Linked DNA regions of Mus musculus: region 1 is linked to region 2. A link is a loop called in an ENCODE intact Hi-C map of the cell type or tissue named here. Cell type or tissue: left cerebral cortex. All regions are shown on one strand. Each heading gives the region's core, and the rest is flanking DNA. Links, peaks and the distances in the headings are about the cores only.

What was found. Hi-C counts contacts between places; a loop is a spot of excess contacts. Peaks named below come from ENCODE experiments on the same cell type or tissue, not always from the same donor. Only the 100,000 strongest peaks of a DNase experiment are listed, where the experiment ranks them.
Region 1: a loop joins it to region 2, with 2.2 times the contacts of the local background. A loop is called at or near these places in 8 of 42 quality-filtered maps.

Annotation. Positions count from the first base shown.
Region 1 is chr4:108,499,265-108,511,084 of GRCm38, forward strand. Tut4 (terminal uridylyl transferase 4) reads left to right here. Exons shown (of 31, transcript NM_175472.4): 8 at 83-134; 9 at 3,702-3,771; 10 at 6,560-6,686; 11 at 8,643-8,762; 12 at 8,957-9,169. Among named protein-coding and RNA genes, the nearest start is that of Gm23138, 7.1 kb to the left of the region's middle. In left cerebral cortex, for the core only: no CTCF peak of the experiment used is centred there; no DNase peak of the experiment used is centred there.
Region 2 is chr4:108,544,761-108,556,580 of GRCm38, forward strand. It overlaps Tut4 (terminal uridylyl transferase 4), which reads left to right. Exons shown (of 31, transcript NM_175472.4): 26 at 3,295-3,410; 27 at 4,481-4,653; 28 at 5,953-6,053; 29 at 10,622-11,069. Among named protein-coding and RNA genes, the nearest start is that of Gm22345, 13 kb to the left of the region's middle. In left cerebral cortex, for the core only: no CTCF peak of the experiment used is centred there; a DNase peak (open chromatin) is centred at 6,335.

The DNA.
Region 1 (11,820 bases), core at 1,340-9,339, 46 kb before region 2:
AGCATGAGTTTTTAATGTTACTTTTTAATCAAATTGAATTCTCACTGTCCTTCTGCTTGCCCGTTTTAATGAAACTTTTTAGATGAATCATCCAGATCTTCTGATACAAGTGCTTGGAATTCTGAAAAAAAGTGGTAAGTTCCTTGTTTTTCTTCTTTTATAAAAATCTATTTTTTTAAAACCATATGCACTGTGTCGTTTACAAATAGCAAAGTTAAAATTGCTACCATGCATAAGAATACATATATTTGTATATTCATTTAGTAGGATACCTGGTAATATAATTTACATGTTGGCTAAGTTAGATAAACTGTATCAAAGTTGACAATTTAAAAAATGTTAAGTGCTTCATCTAGTTTATAAGTAGCTTTTAATATTCTTTTTTTTAAACAATTTTTTTTTAAAGATTTATTTATTTATTATATGTAAGTACACTGTGGCTGTCTTCAGACACTCCAGAAGAGGGTATCAGATTTTGTTATGGATGGTTGTGAGCCACCATGTGGTTGCTGGGATTTGAACACTGGACCTTCGGAAGAGCATTTGGTGCTCTTAACCATTGAGCCATCTTGCCAGCCCTTAATACTCTTTAAAAGTAGGATTTACTTATTTATATATTTATTTCAATGCTAGGGATGTGTCTTAGTGTTTTACTGCTGTGAGCAGATACCATGGCCAAGGCAAATCTTATAAAGGACAATATTTAATTGGGGCTGGCTTACAGGTTCAGAGATTCAGTCCTTTATCATCAAGGCAGGAGCATGTCAGCATCCAGGTAGGCATGGAGCAGGAAGAGCTGAGAGTTCTACTCTTTATCTGAAGGCTTCTAGGTAGTTAGGATGAGAGCTCAAAACCCATACCCACAGTGACATACTTTCATATTTATTCTAACAAGGCCACACCTCCTAATGATGCCACTCCCTGGGCCAAGCATATTCAGATCACCACAGGATGGAACCCAGGGCCTTGCACTAGGCATGTGTTCTGTCAGTGAGCTACAGTCACTTTCTTTTTATTTTAAAGATTTGTTTGTTTGTTTACTTTATTTATTTATTAATTATATGTAAGTACACTGTAGCTGTCTTCAGACATCCCAGAAGAGGGCATCAGATCTCATTATGGGTGGTTGTGAGCCACCATGTGGTTGCTGGGATTTGAACTCTGGACCTTCGGAAGAGCAGTCAGGTGCTCTTACCCACTGAGCCATCTCACCAGCCCTACAGTTACTTTCTCAGTTTTGCTGTCTGTGGTAACCTGTATCTAACCACCATCTGAAAATTAAGTGGAACATTTTAATAACAAGTAATTTTTTGTTAATTTTATGTGTATGAGTGTTTATCCTGTGTGTGTGCCTGCAGAGGTCAGAAGAGGGTGTCCAATCCTGAAGAACTAGAATTATGGATGGATGTGAGCTTTCATGTGGGTATTGTGAACTAAACCCTGGTCCTTATTAAGAACAAGTTCTCTAAACCACTCAACTATCTCTCCAGACCTTTCTCATTTTTAAATTGCATTCTATTCTTATTAGCTCCACCCACTAGTCTTTTTGTAGCTGTCTAGTTACCAGCTTATTAGATACTCTGCAATATCATGCACAGAAAAGCGTCCACATTCATGTATGTAATTGTTCTATGTTGTAACTGTTCTGTTCTATTTGGTTACTCCTGGTAATCCTTTACAGTGCCTAATTTACATATTAAAATTTATCATATGCATGCATAATTAAGAAAAGGCTAGCATTTACAGGGTTTGATATTACCTTGGATTGTAGATATTTACTGGCATTTTAGAAAGTATCTCCTCATCGCTTCTTGGCCTTTTGACTAAGATCAAGTGTAGAAAGAATCTCCTTAGGTAAAAGGGGGAACTACTATGTTACGGGCATTTCATGTGTAAGTGAAGACAAATAGGCCTGTTTCATGTTATTGAAAAGTCACTGATGAAGAAAATTAGAGGGAGATGCAGAATAAAGATGTGTGTACATGCTTTATTTCAACTTTTCTTGTTTGTTCATTTGTTTGTTGTTGTTTGTTTATTTGAGACAGGATTTCTACATAGTCCTGGCTGTCCTGGAACTCCCTATGTAGTCCAGGCTGGCTTAAAAGTGACATAGATCCACATGCCTCTACCTCCTGAGTGCTGGGTGCTGGGATTAAAAGTGTTCTCCCATCATGCCTGGCCATTTTCTTTCTACTGGAAACAATGATAGTAGCCTAAATTAATCATTGTGTTGTATCAACTGAATCATGCCTAGTACTTTTTCATATATTACTTGTCTGGAATGCTTTTTACAAGAAAAAAAGATATTTACATAGGTAAAATACTTTCAAGCAAAATAAAAATAAAAGAGTATAGTATTTCAAAACACACCCCAGTTTATATATTACACCCTAGTAAATTAGTTGGCTCATCCTTCTCCTTTTTTTTTTTTTTTTTTTTTAATTACTTAGGTTTGTTTGTGTGTGTGTGTGTGTGTGTGTGTGTGTGTGTGTGTGTGTCATGGTGATGGTGGTGGTGGTGTGGTATATGCATGATAGTTGTTCTTTTATACCTTCTGGGTCCCTGGAATCAAACTCAGGTTGTCAGGCTTGGAGACATGGACCTTTATCTGCTGAGTCATCTTATTAGCCCATTTATGAGCTTGTTACCATTGGGTTAGGAAATTAATTTATATAAGAAATAACATACTTGTTTTAAATACACAAAAACTTAAAAGCATATTATAAATATGAGTTAAACATAATGGTTTTTGCTTCTTGAGAATTATAGAGAAGTGTTCAGCCTATTATAACTTTAAAACATTCATCTCTTTCACATCAGAGATCATCCTAAGTTATATGTAGGTTTAAAAGCATTTTAAAGTATGTTCTATTTAATATAAACCTGCTATCTAAAAGATTTTTCATATTTTGTGTTTCAAACCTCTCATAAAATTTTTTGTGTTTTTCTGCCATAGTCACTGTGTATAAAGATATTTCTGACATAACGGGTTTCTAGTACATATTTTTAATCATAAATCATTCCATCAGGTACTACTGAGATTTTTCTTTGAGTTTTTTTCCAAATGAAATGTCAATCCATCTGTTTTTACATAAAGTAGATATTTATATTTAATTTTAAAGTTTAATTTATTTTATATACCTGTTCATGCTTGTTTTCTCCTTCCAACACATGCATGCTGGGGATTGAACCTTTCCTGCTGGGCTATCCCCAGGCCCCGAAGTAGGGATTTATGACATGAAGTCTACTTTGGTGGTACATTTCACTGCAGACATATGCTCTTCCCATGTTAGTGTCTCCTTAGGAGCTTCTATTAGGCAGATTTTGAAAATATTAATTAGGTGGGGTCAAGAGCTATACTTGAAAGCAAAACATACTTCTATGGCTGTAGCCCTCAAAAGTAAGTGATATGCCCTCTTTGTTGTATATTCGTGAGTGACATTTCCATATCTACTTGGAAATATTCACATTTTAGAGGTCTTATGGTGCTTATGATTTTTCAGACAGTATTTGATACTGTTGTGGCTTGTGGCATATAACAAATGACTCCAGGAGAGGTAAGAGATTCTTTTGGGTTCATTTTCGTAATGAGAAGAGTGAATTATTTCACAGAAGTAATGAGAGTGAATTTTAGAATGAAATTATTACTTACTCTTTACTAGAAATATTGACATTAACTTACTTTCACCCCCTTTTATTAGCATTATATATAGATGTGGAATCTGATTTTCATGCTAAAGTTCCTGTTGTGGTGTGCAAAGATCGGAAAAGGTTGGTAATGAAGAAAATAAGGTATTTATAAAAACTAACAAAAGCCTGTATGGCTCAGGAGATGGCTCAGTGGGTAAAGGGCTTGCTGCACAAACACGAGACCTGAGGACTTGAGTTTGGATCCCCAGCACCTAGATAACAAGCTGGGTCATCTTCCTGGAAAAAACAGGAAGTTTCTAGGGACATGCTGGGCAGCCAGCTTATCTAAAATGTTGAGCTTCAGGTTTAGTGAGAGACCCTGTTTCAAATAGGAACATAAAGAACAGTAGTCAGAGATACCCACAATTTATGTACCTCTGCTTATTATACACATGTGTGACTGTATCTGTCCATGTTTGTGAATATATACATAAACATGTACATACACTTGCAAGAACATATTCACATGCATATGCACACTCACCCCAGGGTCAGCAAGATGGCTCATTTGCCACATAAATCTGACAAATTGAGTTCTATTCCTTGGATTCCATATAAGCCATTAATCATAAACACTTACATGGTATTTACACAGGGTTCCCTCCCCCCCAAAAGAAAAAAAACATACAAAGAATCAGATTTGTGGCAAACAACTTCAAGAGAAGAAATTGTGTGCCTTAGGTTTCTTACTAGGCTTATTTGACTATACTAGCTGTCATCTATTAAAGCACGTCAAATGCGTGTGATTAAGAAATTGAGCTAGCAGAGAATTAAAAATAAAACACTTTAGGTAAAACTTTTTTTTTCTTTATTTGTCTAAATTCATTTACTCACCCAACAGTGCTAAGAGCAATTACTTTTGTGTAATTATTATATTGCTCTGGACATATAAACGTAAATTAAGAAATAGCCACTCTTGATAAGGTTTTACTGCCTATTATAATCGAGGGGCTAGTGAGATGGCTTAGTGGGTAAGAGCACCTACTGCTAAGCTTGAAAAACTGAGCTTATCCTGAGACATACATCCACAGTAAAAAGAGAGACTAAAAGTTGCCTTCTGACATCCACTAAGGACGTGCATGCATGTGCGCGCGTGCACACACCCAAAATAGTGTTTTTTTTTTTACAATGTAGTTTTTGTTTAATTGCCATGACTCATTGTCTTTCTAGTCAGATGTCTCTCTCTAGGCCTGAGAGGGTAAAAGTACCTTTGAAAAAGGAAAATTAGCCAGTTCTGGTGGTGCATGGTTTTATACACCGTACTGGAGAGGCAGAGGCCCCAGATCTCTATCATTTTGAGGCCAGGCTTGTGTACATGGTGAGTCCCAGACCAGGCAAGACTAAATAGTGAGGCCTTGTCTTAAAAAAATCAAGTAGGATGCTGAATTTTACTTGAGGTCAACATGGGGGAAAAGTACAAAAATAGATGTTTTTCTGTTGATTTATTCAGTTGTTTTTCTTGTAGTCTAACATATTTTCTTATTTAAAGTCAGAAGGTTTTATGGTGATCTAGTTTAAGTAGATTGAATGTGTATGTGTGAACATTGCTTTCCCTGACACATGTGTGAAGGTCAGAAGACAACTTTACAGTCTTAGTGTTCTCCTTCAAAGCTTTTCATGGGCTCCAGGATGGGTTGGGTTGTAAGGGATGGGACTGAAGTCTTCAAGCTGGCTAACCCATCTTTTCAACCTAACTTCCTTATTTTCTAAATTAGAAAATTGAGACTGGGAGGGGTAAGGATTTGTACAAATTTATATCCTTTAAGGCAAATTCAATACTGGAAAATAGGCATTTGACTTCTGGTAGGTCATAGTAAAACAGAAAACAGTGATTTTTTGTTTTTAACATTGTATTAAACTGCCTGTATGGTACATGCAGCTTTAGATTCATTATTCTCTTCTCTTCTCTCTCCTCTCTCCTCTTTCCTCTCTCCTCTCTCCTCTCTCCTCTCTCCCTTCTCTCTCCTCTCTCCTTTCTCCTCTCTCCTCTCCTTTTTTTTCTCTCTCTCTCTCTCTCTCTCCTTCCTTCCTTCTCTCTCTCTCTCTCTCTCTCTCTCTCTCTCTCTCTCTTTCTTTCTTTCTTTCTTTCTTTCTTTCTTTCTTTCTTTCTTTTCCCTTTCCCTCTTCTAGATATTCTCTACTATATTCCTCTCATTCTTAAGGGAGCTCCTGTTTTCTACAAAAGCATGAGTCATGGATTAATAAGTAAATTCTAATCTTTAAATTGAAAGCACCAACAACATTATGAAAGCTTGAATATGAAATTAAAGTTGAGAAGTATAGCTAGTAAATTTGTTTTATTTTTTTAATCATGGACAAAGCAAAAGAGAATGATTTAAGAGAGAAGTATGCTAGTGTTAATGGTGGCTCAGGTTTGTAATTTTCTCTTGAGCTAAAATTGTATTTTTAAATCTATATATCTCTCTATCTATCTATATCTATCTACATATATATCTATATATCCCAAGTGTAGGCTGATAAGGTGGCTCCATGGATAAAGTCACTAGTCCCCATACCTGACCATCTGAGCCTGATCTGTGGGACCCAGCTTGCACGAGTTCCTCTGCTTTCCACATGCACTTCATGGTACACATGTGATCATACACAAGAAATAAATAGAAGAAATGGTTTACTATGACTTAAAACAATTATTTTTTTTATCTATATGTATATCTGTTGTGAGTGCTAAGAATGAAACTAGTGTCTTCTACAAGAGTAGTATAGGATCTTAACTACTAAGCCACTTTTCCAGTCCCTGTAGTAACTGTTTCAGTTATTAAAATATCATGATGGAAAAGAGTAGCGTCTGGGATTTTGAAGCATTCTTCTTTTAAAGGCGTTAATACAATGAATTGTTTCTCATTCACAGTGCTTTACTGTGTAGAGTAAGTGCAGGAAATGATATGGCGTGTCTCACAACTGACTTACTTGCTGCTCTTGGCAAAGTGGAACCCGTCTTCACTCCCTTAGTGCTAGCTTTTCGCTATTGGGCTAAGGTAAGTGGAACAGAAGAAAATTAGTCAAGCTTTTTCTTGTTTTGACATATAATTTATAATGTGTAGAAGAAAGTAGTTGTCTGCCCCACATGGAAAATTGTGTGACTGATTTCACCAAAGACATTAAAATAAGGTTTCATATGCATGTAATAAGTTCCTTTATCCGTCCTTCAAGTTGATGTTTGGAACTATAGATAAGCACTAAACCATTATAATACTTATTTTTTTCATTATTCACATTTGTGGTTAAGTTTAATTTATAAGTAAGAGAATAATAAAATAGAACATTTATGACAGTGCCATGCAATTAGACTTGCAAATTGTTTATTTTTTGAATTTTCCACTTAATTTATGTTCATTGCTCTTTCAAATTTATTTATTTTATGTGTACAGGTGCTTTTCTCAAATGTATGTGTTGGGTGTCTGGGACCTGGGGAGGAGGAGGTGAGAAGAGGGTGTTGGAGCCTCCGGTACTGGAGTTACAGACAATTGTGAGCTGCTATGTGGGTGCTGGGAATTGAATTGAGGTCCTCTACAAGGACAAGTGCTGTTAATCTCCCTTTAAAGAGTTAATCCATCCATCCTTCCTTCCTTCCTTCCTTCCTTCCTTCCTTCCTTCCTTCCTTCCTTCCTTCCTTCCTTCCCTCCCTCCCTCCCTCCCTCCCTCCCTCCCTCTCTCTCTCTCTCTCTCTCTCTTTCTCTCTCTCTCCATCTTCCTTCTCCTTGTTTATTTTGCCTTTTAAGACAGGGTTTCTCTGTATAGCTCTGGCTGCCCCAGAACTCATCTGTAGATCAGGCTGTGCTATGATTCACAGAGATCCTCTTGCCTGTCTTTTGAGTGCTGGGATTAAAGGCGTGTGTGCCACCACACCCTGCTTCCATTACTTTAACTTGAACTTTCCACCTGTCTCTGCCTCCCCAGTGCTGAGATCAAAGACATATATCCCCACACCGGGTTACATTGTATTTTTAATTGTTACACTATAGTCATGTTCTCATGCCAGAAGGGAAGCAAATGGCTCCTTACACACAAATAATTTAAAATAGTTCTATAGTAAATAAAATTATCGTAAATAAAAGACTTAGTAGTTGGGGAGGGATTTGGCAGTGGCCGTTGCTGCTCATTTGGAGAGGGGAATTTGAACAAGATTCTTCACTGGGAGACACTTCTGTCATCAGACGCTGAACCTTACAGTTTTGAAAAAATTGTCCATAGGAACCCCAGTTCTTTTATTATTATTATTTTTTAAAGATTTATTTGTTTTATGTATATGAGTACACTATTGCTCTCTTCACACACACCAGAAGAGAGCTTCAGATCCCATTACAGATGGCTGTGAGCCACCATGTGGTTGCTGGGAATTGAACTCAGGACCTCTGGAAGAGTAGTCAGTGTTCTTAACCACTGAGCCATCTCGCCAGCTTCAGGAACCAATTCTTTATGGCATATGATATTCTCAGAGATAAGAATTGAGCCCGGGGCCAAAAAGGGGGAGTGGGTGGGCAGGGGAGTGGGGGTGGGTGGATATGGGGGACTTTTGGTATAGCATTGGAAATGTAAATGAGTTAAATACCTAATAAAAAATGGAAAAAAAAATATACGAAAATCCATCAATGTAATCCAAAAAAAAAAAAAAAAAAAAAAAAAAGAATTGAGCCCGGCCAATACCCTATTTATTTTAACACTTGAGCATGTAAGACAAGTGTGGCAAGATGCTTGCAAGTTCAAGGCTAGACTACACAGTAAAATCCTGTATCAAAACATGGGGGATGTGTTCAGGAAATCAGTAACGTGGGTATTATATTCTGAATGGTAAGATTCCAGATTATTTCTTAGGTTTCATTTTTATTTGGACTTTTTGTAAAACAAAACAAAAACAGTGAAGAACGAGCTACTGTGTTTCACATGAGTGAAGAAAGCTCAATGCTAGAACTTTTTTCTATTTTATTTTGCAGCTGTGCTATATTGACTCCCAAACTGATGGTGGAATCCCTTCTTACTGCTTTGCTTTGATGGTGATGTTTTTTCTTCAACAAAGAAAACCCCCTCTTCTTCCTTGCTTACTTGGAAGTTGGGTAAGCATGCGTTTGCATTGCAGTGTGTGTGTGTGTGTGTGTGTGTGTGTGTGTGTGTGTGTGTGTGTAGTTCTTATGGAGTGTTGTGCTCAAACATTTTAAGGTGGAATTCTAGTTTCTCTATTTTTTCTCTTTCTCTCTCTTTTATTTTTTAATAATTTTTTATTACTAATTTGGAATGCCCATTTATATAGATTGAAGGCTTTGACCCGAAAAGAATGGATGACTTTCAGCTGAAGGGCATAGTAGAAGAGAAGTTTGTGAAGTGGGAATATAATTCAAGTAGTGCAACTGAGAAAAACTTAATTGCTGATGAAAACAAAGCTAAGGCAGACGAACCAAAAGATGATACCAAGAAGACAGAAACAGACAACCAAAGTAATGCTGCGAAGGCAAAACATGGCAAAGTAAGCTTTTGTTTTTGTTTTTTGTTTTGGCTTTTCTACATGTAGAATTTATGACACCTTTAGTGAACTTCTTGAATAGCAGTAGATTGAGCTCTTGGCCTCATTTCCTCAACTATACAGTGAGGGGTTGAACTGTTTTAGTTTTTGGTACTGAGATTATCTAATACATTTATTTCATGTATTGTTTGAATCCTGTCAAGGCAATTAATTCTGTTTCCTCATTCCTTTCCTATCCTTTTTTTTTTTTTCTTTCTTTTCTTTCTTTCTTGATTTTTTTCAAGACAGGGTTTCTCTGTGTAGCCCTGGCTGTCCTGGAACTCACTTTGTAGACCGGGCTGGCCTCAAACTCAGAAATCCACCTGCCTCTGTCTCCTAAGTGCTGGGATTAAAGGCGTGTACCACCACTGCTTGGCCTGTTTCCTTTTTCATTTCAACCTGTAAAATTCCCTTTATGAATTAGGTTTTCATTAAAGCTTAAGCATATTATGGATTTTTGTAGCCAGATTGTGTGGAGAAATAAAAGTCTTTTGTTCTATAAGGGGCTGGCTTACTTATTTAATTAGTTCAGCACACACTTATTAATAACCTGCTGTGTTCCAAGCATTTTCTTGAGTGCTAGACAACTGTAGGAAAATATACATGGATATTGCCCCTCAGAAACCTGTACTGTTTTAAGATTATAGATGCCTTGTGTTTGAAATGATTGCTCTCTTCAACACTGAATTCTTGTACTTCCCTGATTTTCTTCAGTAATCCCAGTTAATGATCTTGATTTTTAGTTTACTGAAAATACTGAAGCAATCGACAGAGGGCTGTAAACTCACCATCATCTGCTGTCATATACTCACATTCTGCCTTGTTACTTCTTTTTGTAAAGGAACTTCCAGTTTGGAATCTACAGGCATCTTCTCCATTGCCTTCTGAATTAATCCAGGACAGTTATTACTCTAGCAGTTTTCTTTCCTTCCTAAGTTCCAAGTTTTTCATTTATTATTGAGTCAAACATTTTGCCTTTTCTCCCATTTTAAAGAAAAATGTTAGGGGCTCTTTTTCCGAGCTATTGCTTGGTTTCCCTTTGTAGTAAAACTAACAGAATTGGTTATAGTATCCATATTTTTTATTTTTCTCTGTTTTCTTATACATTATCAATTTGCCAAAAACACATTATCAGCTTCTATTTTGTTAAATTTCATGGGTACTTAAAACTATCTCTTTTGGTGCAGTAACATTTCCAGTTGATTATTTCCTTGGTATAATTTCAGTACACCACAGTTGTTGCTGCTTAGTCTTTCTCAGTTTCTTTTGCTGATTTGTTCTTTTCCTTCAGTCAGTTAATGCTGAAGTGCTACAAGCTTGGCTTATGATCTTTTTTGATTTGTCTTCTTTCTTTTGATAGGTTAAGCGCTTTCTGTAGGATGACAAGTACTCTGTTTTGAACTATGTAATTGTATATAACTCCCTATTTAGTGTTGGCTTAGATATCTTTATGTATCTTAACTCACCTTTGGGTCTTATTGTCAAATTTGAAGTTTTTCATGTTTCATCAGTTGATAGTATTCTGTCCTTTCAAGCATCCAGTTTAAAATTTCAGAAGTATCCTTTATTCCTGTCTTTCATGAAAACCCTTTATCAAGTAATTCAGAAATCTTGAATTTTGTTATCTTTACTTCAAAGTATATCCAAAATTCCATCACTTTTCACCACATATAGTTAACTAACCTGGTCCTAGCCAATTTCATTCTGGCCTGGATTTTTACTATAGCCTTCTAACAGATAATCTCTGCATGTACTCCCAGCCTTTATCTGTATTTAACAACATAATAATCTGTCTTTTTTTTTCCCCCTTGGTTTTTCCAGACAGGGTTTCTCTGTGTAGCCCTGGCTGTCCTGGAACTCACTCTGTAGCCAGGCTGGCCTCAAACTCAGAAATCCACCTGCCTCTGCCTCCCGAGTGCTGGGATTAAAGGCGTGCGCCACCATGCCTGGCACAACATAATCTGAGTCATTGTTAAAAAGTTAAATTAGATATTGCCCTTGTTTGTCCTTACACAAACATGGTTTAGTTGTTTTTCATCTAATTAGTATAGAAAAAAGCCAGTAGTTATTGGATCACTCTGCTTCTTCTACCAGCTTTTAGTATTCTCTCTCCTCCCCTTCCTCCTGTGATGCTGAGAGTCATCTGGTTTTCTTTTTAAAGTTAGCCACTCTTTTGCATTAGATATGTTTATCGGTTCCCTGTTCTTATAATACTTTCTTTTCCAGTCAGGTTAGGATTCTTCAACAAAACTGATTTCTGAGACTGAGTTTACTCACTGTAAATTTTTTTTGTTCCTAGATTCCCATCTTCTTTGTTATGTTAACCCTCCCTCCCCAATCCCCCTCCATGGCACTTAGCTGCTTCTAACTTACTATTTAATTTACTTACCAATGTGTTATTTTCTTTTTTGGGGCAGTAAGCGTCATGAAGGCATGCACCTTGGTTTCTTTCCAGAGTATTCCAAATCCCACCTTAAGTTTTTAGCTTTTACTGCTGTTGTCAAAAATCATCTGTGTCTGCAGAATAAGACTCTACCTTATTTGGGTGGAAGTATAATGTGGTGATTTAAAATACAGACACATAGCTGGGCAGTGGTGGCACACACCTTTAATTC
Region 2 (11,820 bases), core at 2,045-10,044:
TAATCAAATTTCACTAAGTTAGAGGATAAAGGGAGGGAGCCCCCATCCCACTCTGCCTCTTTTCAACCTACTCTGGCACATCAAGCCTCACCAGGACTAAGTGCATCCTCCTCCCCCACTGAGGCCAAACAAGGTCGCCCAGCTGGGAGAAAGGGATCCAAAGGCAGGCAACAGGTTCCAGGTCAGAGACACACCACGCAGATTGTTGGTGACCCACTTTATTTAGTTTTCCTTTTTTTCCTTCTTGTTAGAGATGGATTACAGATATTTGCCATGGATTTTGATTTAAAACACTATCTTTGTAACCTCAAGTAAATTACTTTCTCTACACACACACTCATAAAATTACATTCCTCTTAATCAGTAAATTACATAGTTTGACTTTCTTAAATATATAAATTTTTGCAAATATTTTTGCTCTTTCATTACGCAGATTCTTGAATTACATTTCATGTTTGTCTATCACCTAAATGTCTTAAAGTAATTATTTTCATAATATTTCAAATCTCAAAACTAGGTCACTAATGGTGAGGTAATAAAACATGAATTGAAGATCATTTAGGAGTAGAATGGCCACTACCAGATGATTAATTAGTCATGATAGATAAAGAATAACAGTCTGGATGATGCCTGTTTCTGCCTTAAGCAACTGGAAAAATGATAAAGGAAAATTTTTTGCTGTTTTTATTTGTTTATTGTTCAGTGTTTTGTAGAAAATAGAATTATAATTATACATAGTGGTACATACCTGTAGTCCATGGATGTCAGTCTTACAGGGCCTCTGTCATTTAGTTTCTTAAGTCTGCCTGAGTTTATTTCTGTGTCCATTCTAAGCATGTTTGCTGTAATACTTTAATACTTGGGCTTCTTTATTCATTTTCTAGACTCTCTCTCTGCCATTTGGCTGCCTGCTTGCATGTTACTATACTAGCTTAAACATTCTTGTTGAGGTATAATTCTTTTTTTTTTGATAATTTTTTTTATTAGGTATTTATTTCATTTACATTTCCAATGCTATCCCAAAAGTCCCCCACCCGCTCCCAAGAGGTGTAATTCTGATAAAGTATAATTCAGAGCTTTTCACTAGGCTGAATATTTGGCAACTATATCAACAAAATGTATATTACTTTTATTTCTGAGTTCTTTTTTTTAAAGATATATTTTGCACTTGAATTATTTGGTTGCATGCTGATTGCTGTCTGGGTTTGTACACTTGAGTATCTGTCCTTGGAATACAGAAGTGTTAATCCACTTGTAGCTGGAGATACAGACAGCTGTGAGCTGCTTCACGTAGGTTCTTGAGATTGAAATTTGGTCTCCTGTAAGAGCCGTAATTGCTCTTAATTTAGGGTCATCTCTCTAGTTGTTCCTCCCCTACCTCATTCACATACACATTCTTCTTCCTCTTCCTCCTTCTTTTCTTCTTCTTCTTCCTCCTCCTCCTCTTCTTTAAGAAGAGGAAGCAGAGGGTCATTATGGAAAGTAAGAAAGAACTCCCGATCATAGGACAGGCTCCAAGAGAGTTCCTCTTTCTTATTCTTAATCCATTAGTCTTCTTTTAGAGTTTATTCTTTTTGTTCAGTTAGAATCATGCAATATGTGATCTTTTTGGTCCTGGTTTCTTTTACTAAACATAATTTTATATTTCCTACATGTAGTAGCATGTGTCAATACTTTATTTCTTCTTAAGGCTGAATAGTGTTCCACTATATAAATATACTATATTAATCATCCATTTGTTAGTTGTTTAATTGGGTTGCTTTTGTGCTGTAGCTGTTATGAGCAGTGTTTTTATGAATATATGGGTAATTTTTTCATGACTATGTTTTCATTAAACTACTCCAAGAAGTAGAATTCCTGGCTTCATTGATTATTCATATGCTTGTGTGTTTAACTTAGCTTTGCTATTTTACAGTCATAACCAGAAATATATATGGTTTTCAGTTTTTCTACACTGACCATTGTTTTATATTCAATTATTTTTATTACCAACTTATTTTGGTATCTCTTACTTTTATTCTATGTTTCCCAATGTTTTATCAGCAACAAATTTGCTTTCCTGGCTTCCAGGAGTATAGCTATTCTTAGGATAGACTAGTGTTCCTGAAAAACCGAGCATTGACAAGGTTCAGCAAGGGCTAGGAAAAAAGAGAAATCAACTTAGTATGGAGACTTGAAAAATGTTTTCTAGACTTCTCAGGTACATTCCACAATATACATATATATATACACACACACATATGTATATATATATATCTATGTACACACACACACACACACACACACACACACACACACACACACACATATGGTAAGTATTACATATTCTTTAAAGGCTATTTGCAGAGGTAAAGAGATGGCCCTGTCATTAAGAGCACTTCATAATTCAGTTCCTAGCACCCACATGGACAGCTTACAACCACTTGTTATTCCAGCTTCAGCAGACTTGATGCCCCCCTCTTGCCTCCTGGGCTCCTGCATGTACATGGTCCATGTAACCTCATGGACAGATACCCATACACATGTTTTTTTATTTTTTTAATTGCAAATCTAATTAAGCAAGATGATTTCTTTATATAAAGTCATTTGGAAAGGAGAACAATTCCTTTGGTTTTTATGGGTTGGGGTGGTGGCCGGGGATTTTTGTTTTTGTTTTTGAACCAGGGTTTTTCTGTGTAACAGAGCTCTGAATCGGCTGGACTAGAAATTCTTTGTAGGAGTAGCATTGTTTAACAGAAAGCATGAGCTTTGTAATCATTAAAGAGAAAACTTTAAATATTTCATATGAAACCTAGCCAATTTCATTACCATGTGCAAATGATTTAAATCTCTGAGGTGCAGTTTCTTTTTTCATAAATTGTAGTTGAAAATAACATTTAATTTATTGAGGTTCCACTTCTCTGTAGCCTCTTTGCATTGTACTCTATAATGTGGTGGATACAAAGTATTAGTTCTGTTACCACCTATGACTTTATAATAATTCTAATTTTTTAAATCAATTAATTATTTTTGTTTTAAGCCAAGGTTTCTCTTTGTATGTCTGGCTTTCCTAGAACTTGCTCTGTTGACCAGGCTGGCCTCAAACTTAAGAGATCTACCTGCCTCTGTCTTCCAAGTAATAGGTAAAGATGTGTGCCACCACCACCACCTGGCATAATTCTAAATTTTATTTATTTTGTCCAAAATTTCAATTACAGTGAAATATTTGCTAATGTTGGGACTTTTTTTCATATCGATCTTTGTATTTTGGACATTTTACATTTTTTTAATAATAAAATTGTATTATTTCTATAGGAGTACTTCTTTGATTCAAGAGTACTAACAGATGGAGAGTTGGCTCCTAATGATCGTTGTTGCCGTGTGTGTGGAAAAATAGGTCACTACATGAAAGACTGTCCCAAAAGGAAAAGGTTGGTAAATCATTTTCTATTAACATTATAGGGAAAGTATATGTGAGACTAACTTGTATTTATAATTTTATTCAGAAGTGTCTTAAGTACGAAAGTTTAATTTTTTTAAGTTCAAGGTTTTTAATTGGCTTTTAAGTAAATAAATGTTCATCTGAGAGGAATTTTTGTTAATGGTACTCTTATATCATTTGCTTATTCACTCAGTTTTTTTTAAATAGAAATGTTTATTGAAACATGCTATGTGTTTGGAACTGCTATGAGCAAGAAGAAAAGGACTTCCTAGTTAATGCAAGTTCATACAGTAAACTGAATCCTAGAGCTACATGTTGGGCTGTATCTGTATATGATTTGAATTGAGAAACACATGTCCTTTATACCACCTCAAGATATATCTGCTGGTCTGGACATGGTGGCACACACCTTTAATCCCAGCACTTGGGAGGCAGAGGCAGGGAAATCTGTGAATTACAGACCTATGTAATAGAAAGATCCTGTCTCAGAACAGCAGCAGCAACAACAAATCTAGAACAAAAAAAAACCAATAATAACAGAAGAGAAGATATGTATGTGACTCATGCATTTGGAAGTTATTAAACAGAAAAGCCCTGTCTTCTGTCTTAGGCAAGGTGCTTATTTTCTCTAAACCACTGTCTTTACAGTAGCAATAAGTAGCAATCTCTAAGGATCTTAGAAGTTTAAAACTGGAGATTAAACTTTTTTCAAGTGGCTGAGGACTGTGGAAACCCCTTTAATCCCAGTACTTGAAAGGTGGAGGCAGGAAGATCTTTGACTTGGAGGCTGGTGGATTCTACATAGCAAGCTGTATAGTGAGAGCGTTTCTCAAAAATTAAATAAATAAACAAACAAATAATGTCATAAAACGACTATGATACTTAATTTTTGTTATATGATTTAGGTATGCTATAAGTAGAAGTAGCTTTCTTTAAAAAATAACAGCATAGAGTTGTGTATGTTAGTCCGTTTTTCATTATATATGGTTTAGTTTTTGTGAATCATCAATTTGTAAGTTCCTGGCTCCACATTATTGGTATCAGCAGTTTACTGTTTAGACTAAAGAAGAAAGACAGTGAAGAAGAGAAGGAAGGGAACGAAGAAGAAAAAGACTCCCGTGACCTTCTTGACTCCCGAGACCTTAGGTGTTTCATATGTGGAGATGCTGGACATGTTCGCCGCGAATGCCCAGAGGTCAAGATGGCCCGCCAGAGGAATAGTAGTGTGGCAGGTAAGAAAAGATAAAAACAATAGTTGCAAATGTTAATTTCCTTGTTGTTAGGGATCAAACCAAGGCCGTTGTACACACTAAACACATGGTTTACTACTGAGCTACAGCCCCACTACTAGTATACTTCATTTTGGGGACACTTTTGCTATATAATGCAGGCTGACCTCAAATTTGTGGTCTTCCTGCATTAGCTTCCCTGGAATTACAGATATATAATATCTGGCTTTAGGTATTAATTTTAAAGTGATCTGGGCTAGGGATTTAGTTCAATAAGAGTACAAATCTTCCATGTACAAGGCTCTCCAATGATGCTCTACAGTTTCAAATTTAAAAAAATTTCAGAAAAAAGAAAAAAACAATTTACATGAGAAATTGGACAGTATCTTTTAAGCCCACTATCCCTGAGAGAGAAATACGCAGCTGGCATAGGACATATAACAAAACTGTGTGTCCAGGTGGTTCAGAGCCTGGAGAGATGGCTCAGCTGTTCATTGCTACTCTGCGAGGGCACCTGATCAGTTCCATCATCTTAGATAGGGAATGGACAGCTGCCTACAACTTGAGCTGCAGGAGATCTAGTGTTGCCTCTTGCCTTCATGCATTTGGTGCATAAGCATACATGTGGGCAAAACATTAATACACATGAAATAGATTATAATAAAAATTTAAAAACAAAAACCAAGGGGAAAAGGATACAGGTCAATGGTAGAGTCCATATGCAATGCCTGGCTTTGATCTCAGCATGTGGCTGGGCTAGGGAGCAGTGGTACATATCTTTCTCTAAAATAATCATCGTGCAAAAGTTTGCTTCAGTCTGCTCTTCTGAGAAATCTATATCTATTGCTTATGTGTGTACTACTGTACTTTCTGTAATCAATGCCAGCCTTATTTAAAAAAGTATAGCTGGATAAAATTTATAGACAATTAATTGCTAAGACACTGGAATTTAGGCTTTGTAGCTCAGTGTAGAGGACTTGCCTTACATAGGAAATCCTGTGTTCAACCCATAGTACCACAAAAATTAATGCCATTAAAATCAATATTCTCTAATTTTGATTTCTGTTTATTTATTGCTGTTACTTTCCTGCGCAGTTTGTTTGTTTGTTTGCTTGATATAGTCTCATACTCTACCCAGTGCTGGCATGGAGCTCATTGGGCAGGGCAGGGCAGGCCAGGGCTTGAATTCACAGAAATCTTTGCCTTAGTGCTTCACACATTGAGATAGTAGATGTAAAACAATGTGCCTGCCTGCTTTTTCTGTATCTTGATTTTTTCTTTTTCTGTGATGTCTTTTCTCAGCAGCCCAGCTGGTCCGTAACCTTGTAAATGCTCAGCAGGTGGCTGGTTCAGCGCAGCAACAGAGTGACCAGTCCATAAGGACCAGACAGTCTTCAGAATGTGTAAGTACTCTGCCTATGAATGAGTTTGACAGGAAGAGAACACAATTGTCTTTTCCTCTTGCTATAATAAAATATGCCATCAAAATCAACTTAAGGGAGAAAGAATTTATATTAGTTCCCTGTTTGTCAAGGCAGCAGGAGCTTGAAGCAGCTGTCACATCACATCCAAAGAAAGGAACTAGAAAGGGATGAATGCACACTCACCATCCTCCTCACATTTTATACAGTCTAGAGTCCTGGCCAAGAAAAGGATACCAATTCAGTAGGCTTGCCGAGAAAGAGACCCGTCTCCCCCAGAGTCTTAGACTCTGCCAAGATGACAGTTGTCTTAGGGTTTTATTGCTGTCAAAAGACACCATGATCATGGCATGTGGGCAGACATTGTGCTGGAGAAGGTATTGAGAGTTCTACATCTTGATCTGCAGGCAGCAGAAGGAAACTGCCATGTTAGGCTTAGCTTGAACATATGAGACCTCAGAGACCATCCCACAGAGACCACTCCACAGAGACATTCTTTCTCCAACAAGGCCTTTCTCCTAATAATGCCACTCCCTATGGGCCAAGCATTCACACACATGAGTTTATGGGGGATTCCTATTTAGCCTACCACAACAGTTAACACCAACCATCACACCTGATGTGTAATATTGAAGATCACATGAAAATTTGCAGAGTTGTCCTTGCTACGCCCATAAAATAACATTTGTGTTCCTATTAATATTCATGTTATAGCTGCTTAATTTACATGGGCCTGCTTTCTCATTTTTTATAATAACTAATATATAGGATTAGGTATTAACTTTGCATAGTAGTAAAGTATCACTGTTATTAAAATAATGTTGAAATGTTCTTTTTCACATTTCATATTCTTCATTTGTTGCTGAACCTAGTTTGCTAGGATAAATTCAGTTTTATTTTCCTCTTTTAGAGACTACTAATGACTAAATGTAGGAAAGGAAACTAGTTTTTTATGTATAGTGTTTAAAAAGGTAAAATTACACCACTGTGATATGTTTTGTTGAGTTTTACTAAAAGAGGGGTTGGGAACTGGGGATAGTGATAGAGATGCCTGGAAGATCAACATCTTGAGTTATAAGCCAACCTGATCCAGGTACCAAGACCCTGTCTCAGAAAGGGGGATTAATATATCTACTAAAGTGTAAGACTATTCATTTATTGCAATACTCAGTGTATGCGCTTTAGTTAGTAGCATTATTTTTTCAGAACATTTCTTTGAATTTGAATTTTTCTACTGTTTTCAGATTTCTTTGTACGTATAGGGTGTTATTCAAGATTGTCTTTGGAACAGAATTGATAGAATGAATATGAGTTTGTGTGTATGTGTGTGTGTGTGTTAAGAGTGGCTTACAGCCTGTGGTCTGCTTAATCCAGTAATGGCTTTCTCCTGACAGAAAGGCCAAGGATCTGGTAGTTGTTGAGTGCTTGGGACTAGATGTCTCAGCAGCCTCACTCTGGTGTTAGAGCTCCAAGAAGGTCCTATAGAGCAGCCAGTTTTCAATTCATGTTGGAATTTCAAAGATGTAGATTCCAGCTAGCACCATAAAAGAAATGGTCCAGTATAGATAGTTAGATTGAGGGCAAGCAAAAAAAAAAAAAAAAAAAAAATCCCTCGCATGTGTACCTATCTGCTTGGGTTTTAGTTACTTTCTAATGTAGTCAAGTTGACAACCAAAGTTAAGTTAGCTATAACATAGCTATTGTTGTTGTTTGTAATAATGTTGTGAAGCCATGGCCTTTAGGGTAGTAGCTTCATAGTCCTTTACTTGCCTGTAGCTTAACTTCTTTCTCCCTTTCTCTCTCTTTTTCTTTCTCCCTCCAATCTCATGCCCTGGCTGTCCTAGAGCTTACAGTGTAGACTGGGTTGGCCTAGAGCTCCACCTCTTCCTCCTCAGTGCTGAGATTGAAAATGTATGCCACCATGCCCAGATTAGCAAATAACTTTTGTGTATATTCTTTTTTTTCTTTCTTTTTGGTTTTTCGAGACAGGGTTTCTCTGTAGCCCTGGCTGTCCTGGAACTCACTTTGTAGACCAGGATGGCCTTGAACTCAGAAATCCACCTGCCTCTGCCTTCCAAGTGCTGGGATTAAAGGTGCGTGCCACCTTGCCCAGCTTTGTGTACATTCTTATTCCCCTCACATGTGGATATCTATTGAATGAGAATAAAACTTGCAAAAGAGCAGAATACTAAATGAGAAATCAGACTCTATCACACCCTTTTCATTAGTTCCATCAATGTTTTCTTTAAAAAGTTTTTCATTATTACTAATCAGAAAAATTATAAATTGCAAGTTGATTATATTTCTGGTATGGTTTAAATTTTCAGTGGTTTTGTACTGCTTTTGTGTAGGTTGCATAAATGATATGATATATAAAACACAGGAGCTCTCATTTCCTTGTTTCTGTTTTTGTTAGCTTTTTTTTATAATGGAGAGAAGAACTGGGTGGCCTTGAATCCTGAAGCTGGCAGGCATACCTACTGATCATTGTATAATTTGTTTTCATGACTTACTTTCTATTTTATGTGTATTGGTGTTTTGCCTGCATGTATATCTGTGTAAGGATATCAGAATCCTTGGAACTAGAGTTACTGACAATTGTGAGCTGTCATGTGGTTGCTGGGAATTGATCCTCTGGAAGAGCAGCCAGTGCTCCTAAGCAGCCGTGCCATCTCTCCAGCTCTTTGTTTCTTATTTGAGACAGAGTTTCTCTGGGTAGCCCTGATCTGTAGATCAGATTGGCATCCAACTCACCAAGATCCACCTGCCTGCCTCCTGGCATTATTTCTGTTTAGTTTTTTAAGCTTCAGGTAGGTTATTCCCTTAGCTGTGTAGTCACTATTTAACTTCTCTTAGATTTCAGTTACCTTAAACAGTTAAGTGTTTCCATGCCCATTTTCTTAGTTAGGGTTTTACAGCTGTGAAGAGACACTTTGACTACGGCCACTCTTACAAAGGAAACATTTAATTAGAACTGGCTTATATTTTCACAGGGTCAGTTCATTATCAGCCTGGCAGGAAGCATGGCAGCATCCAGACAGGCAGACATAGTCTGCAGAGCACAAGCATAGAAACCCTCAAAGCCTATCTACACAGTGATAAACTTTCTCTGAAAAGGCCCCATGTATGCCAATAAGGTTGCACCTAATAGTGCCACTCTCTTTGGGCAGGCATCAAAACAAATGAATCTATGGGACCAAACCTCTTCAAAACCACACTCATAAATCTTCAGGCATGATATTTCTGCTGTTAAATATTCTTTCCTTTTCTATATCTTCTTATTTTTACCAGATTTGCTTCTGTTTGCTTTTTAATCTCAGTTTAAAAGTTATTTAATCCTTGATCTCTACATTTCTTCAAAAGTTGAAGTTAGGTGTTTCTGTTTATCATTGTATACTATAAATGCCACTTTTTGTGTAGAGAGGATTAGTCTCAATAAGTAGCCCAGTTGTACAGCTTTTATCTTCCTGCCTGCTCAGACAACAGACATAATACACTACTGTGCGTGCCTGTCTAATTATACAGTCTTTATCATAGTAAGAATTGTTATACTTATTTATAATTACTTGTGTAATTTTTTTCTGCTCCCTGATTTCTGTGTGCAGTAAACTTTTAAACTTCATGAAGGCATAGATGCATTTTCAGTACCTAGTAATAATGCCTAGTATACACTATACTATACACTATACTATACACTATACTATACAGTATACTATACACTATACTATACACTATACTATACAGTATACTATACACTATACTATACACTATACACTATACTATACAGTATACTATACACTATACTATACATACACTATACTATACAGTATACTATACAGTATACTATACACTATACTATACACTATACTATACACTATACTATACAGTATACTATACATACACTATACTATACACTATACTATACAGTATACTATACAGTATACTATACAGTATACTATACACTATACTATACAGTATACTATACACTATACTATACACTATACTATACACTATACTATACAGTATACTATACACTATACTATACAGTGTACTATACATACACTATACTATACAGTATACTATACAGTATACTATACACTATACTATACACTATACTATACAGTATACTATACACTATACTATACAGTATACTATACACTATACTATACACTATACTATACAGTATACTATACACTATACTATACTATACAGTATACTATACACTATACTATAACTATACACAGCTGCTGAGGGGCTGAATGGAAGTGGCTGTGAGTGATGCATGTGTTAGTTTCTAGTTTACAAAGGAGATATGTGTTGTTTATGATGCTGGGCTCTCTTTTTTTCTTGAACAACAACAAAAAGGCTTATGAATCATTACTCATATAAGAGAATTTAAGCACATTGGGGAAAATTTTACCTTCATGTAAAAGTAGATTTTATTATTTGTTGTTATATACAGAATGTAGTTCTGTTTCTGATGCTCTAATGAAATAACTATTATATTTTTAAAATCTTAATTTTTAAAATTATCTTTTTTTTTCCTGCAGTCTGATTCACCATCTTATTCTCCTCAGCCTCAGCCTTTTCCACAGAATTCTCCCCAACCATCTGCTCTTCCCCCACCTCCATCCCAGCCAGGATCCCAGCCTAAGCTTGGCCCACCCCAGCAGGGAGGGCAGCCCCCTCATCAGGTTCAGATGCCCTTGTATAACTTTCCTCAGTCACCTCCAGCTCATTATTCACCCATGCACAGTATGGGGTTACTGCCAATGCACCCCCTGCAGATCCCTGCCCCATCGTGGCCCATCCACGGCCCGATGCTGCACTCTGCACCTGGCAGCACCCCCAGCAACATTGGCTTGAATGATCCCAGCATCATCTTTGCACAGCCTGCTGCCAGGCCCATGGCAATTCCCAGCCCTTCTCACGATGGACACTGGCCTCGGACCGTGGCTCCCAATTCCCTGGTGAACAATGGTGCAGTGGGTAATTCGGGTAATTTCTCTTTTTTTCTTTTATATTTGGTTGTGGAAAGGTTGGGTGGTCAGTATTATTTGTTGATCATGGAGTAACAATGAGAAAAAAGGAAGATAATCTGTATTTATGAAAATAGAATATAATATTCAACAAACAATAATCATTTAAGATATATTTTGTTTAAGATTATGTCTCCCTTTTCATTTCTGATATTAATTTGGGTACTATGTTGATTTTCTCAAAGAACCAGCTCCTGGTTTTGTTGATTCCTTTTTTTTTTTTTTTAATTTATTTTTTTTATTTGGTTCTGTTGATTCTTTGTATAGTTCTTTTTGTTTCTATTTGGTTGATTTCAGCCCTGAGTTTGATTATTTCCTGCCATCTACTCCTCCTGGGTGTTTTTGCTTCTTTTTGTTCTAGAGCTTTCAGGTGTGCTGTCAAGCTGCTAGTGTTAAGCTCTCTTCAGTTTCTTTTTGAAGGCCCTTAGAGCTATGAGTTTCCCTCTTACCACTGATTTCATTGTGTCCCAAAAGTTTTGGTATGATTTGTCCTCATTTTCATTAAATTCTAAAAAGCCTTTAATTTCTTTATTTCTTCTTTGACCAAGTTATCATTGACTAAGGCTTGTCTTAAATACCAACAAAAACAACGGAAAGCACATATATGCATGGAAGCCACTAAACTTTTTAAATCATTTACAGCTGAGGTTCCAAAAAGAGATTATAGTAATTTTCAGAACAGATTTGAAGCTATGTATGTTTGGTTACAA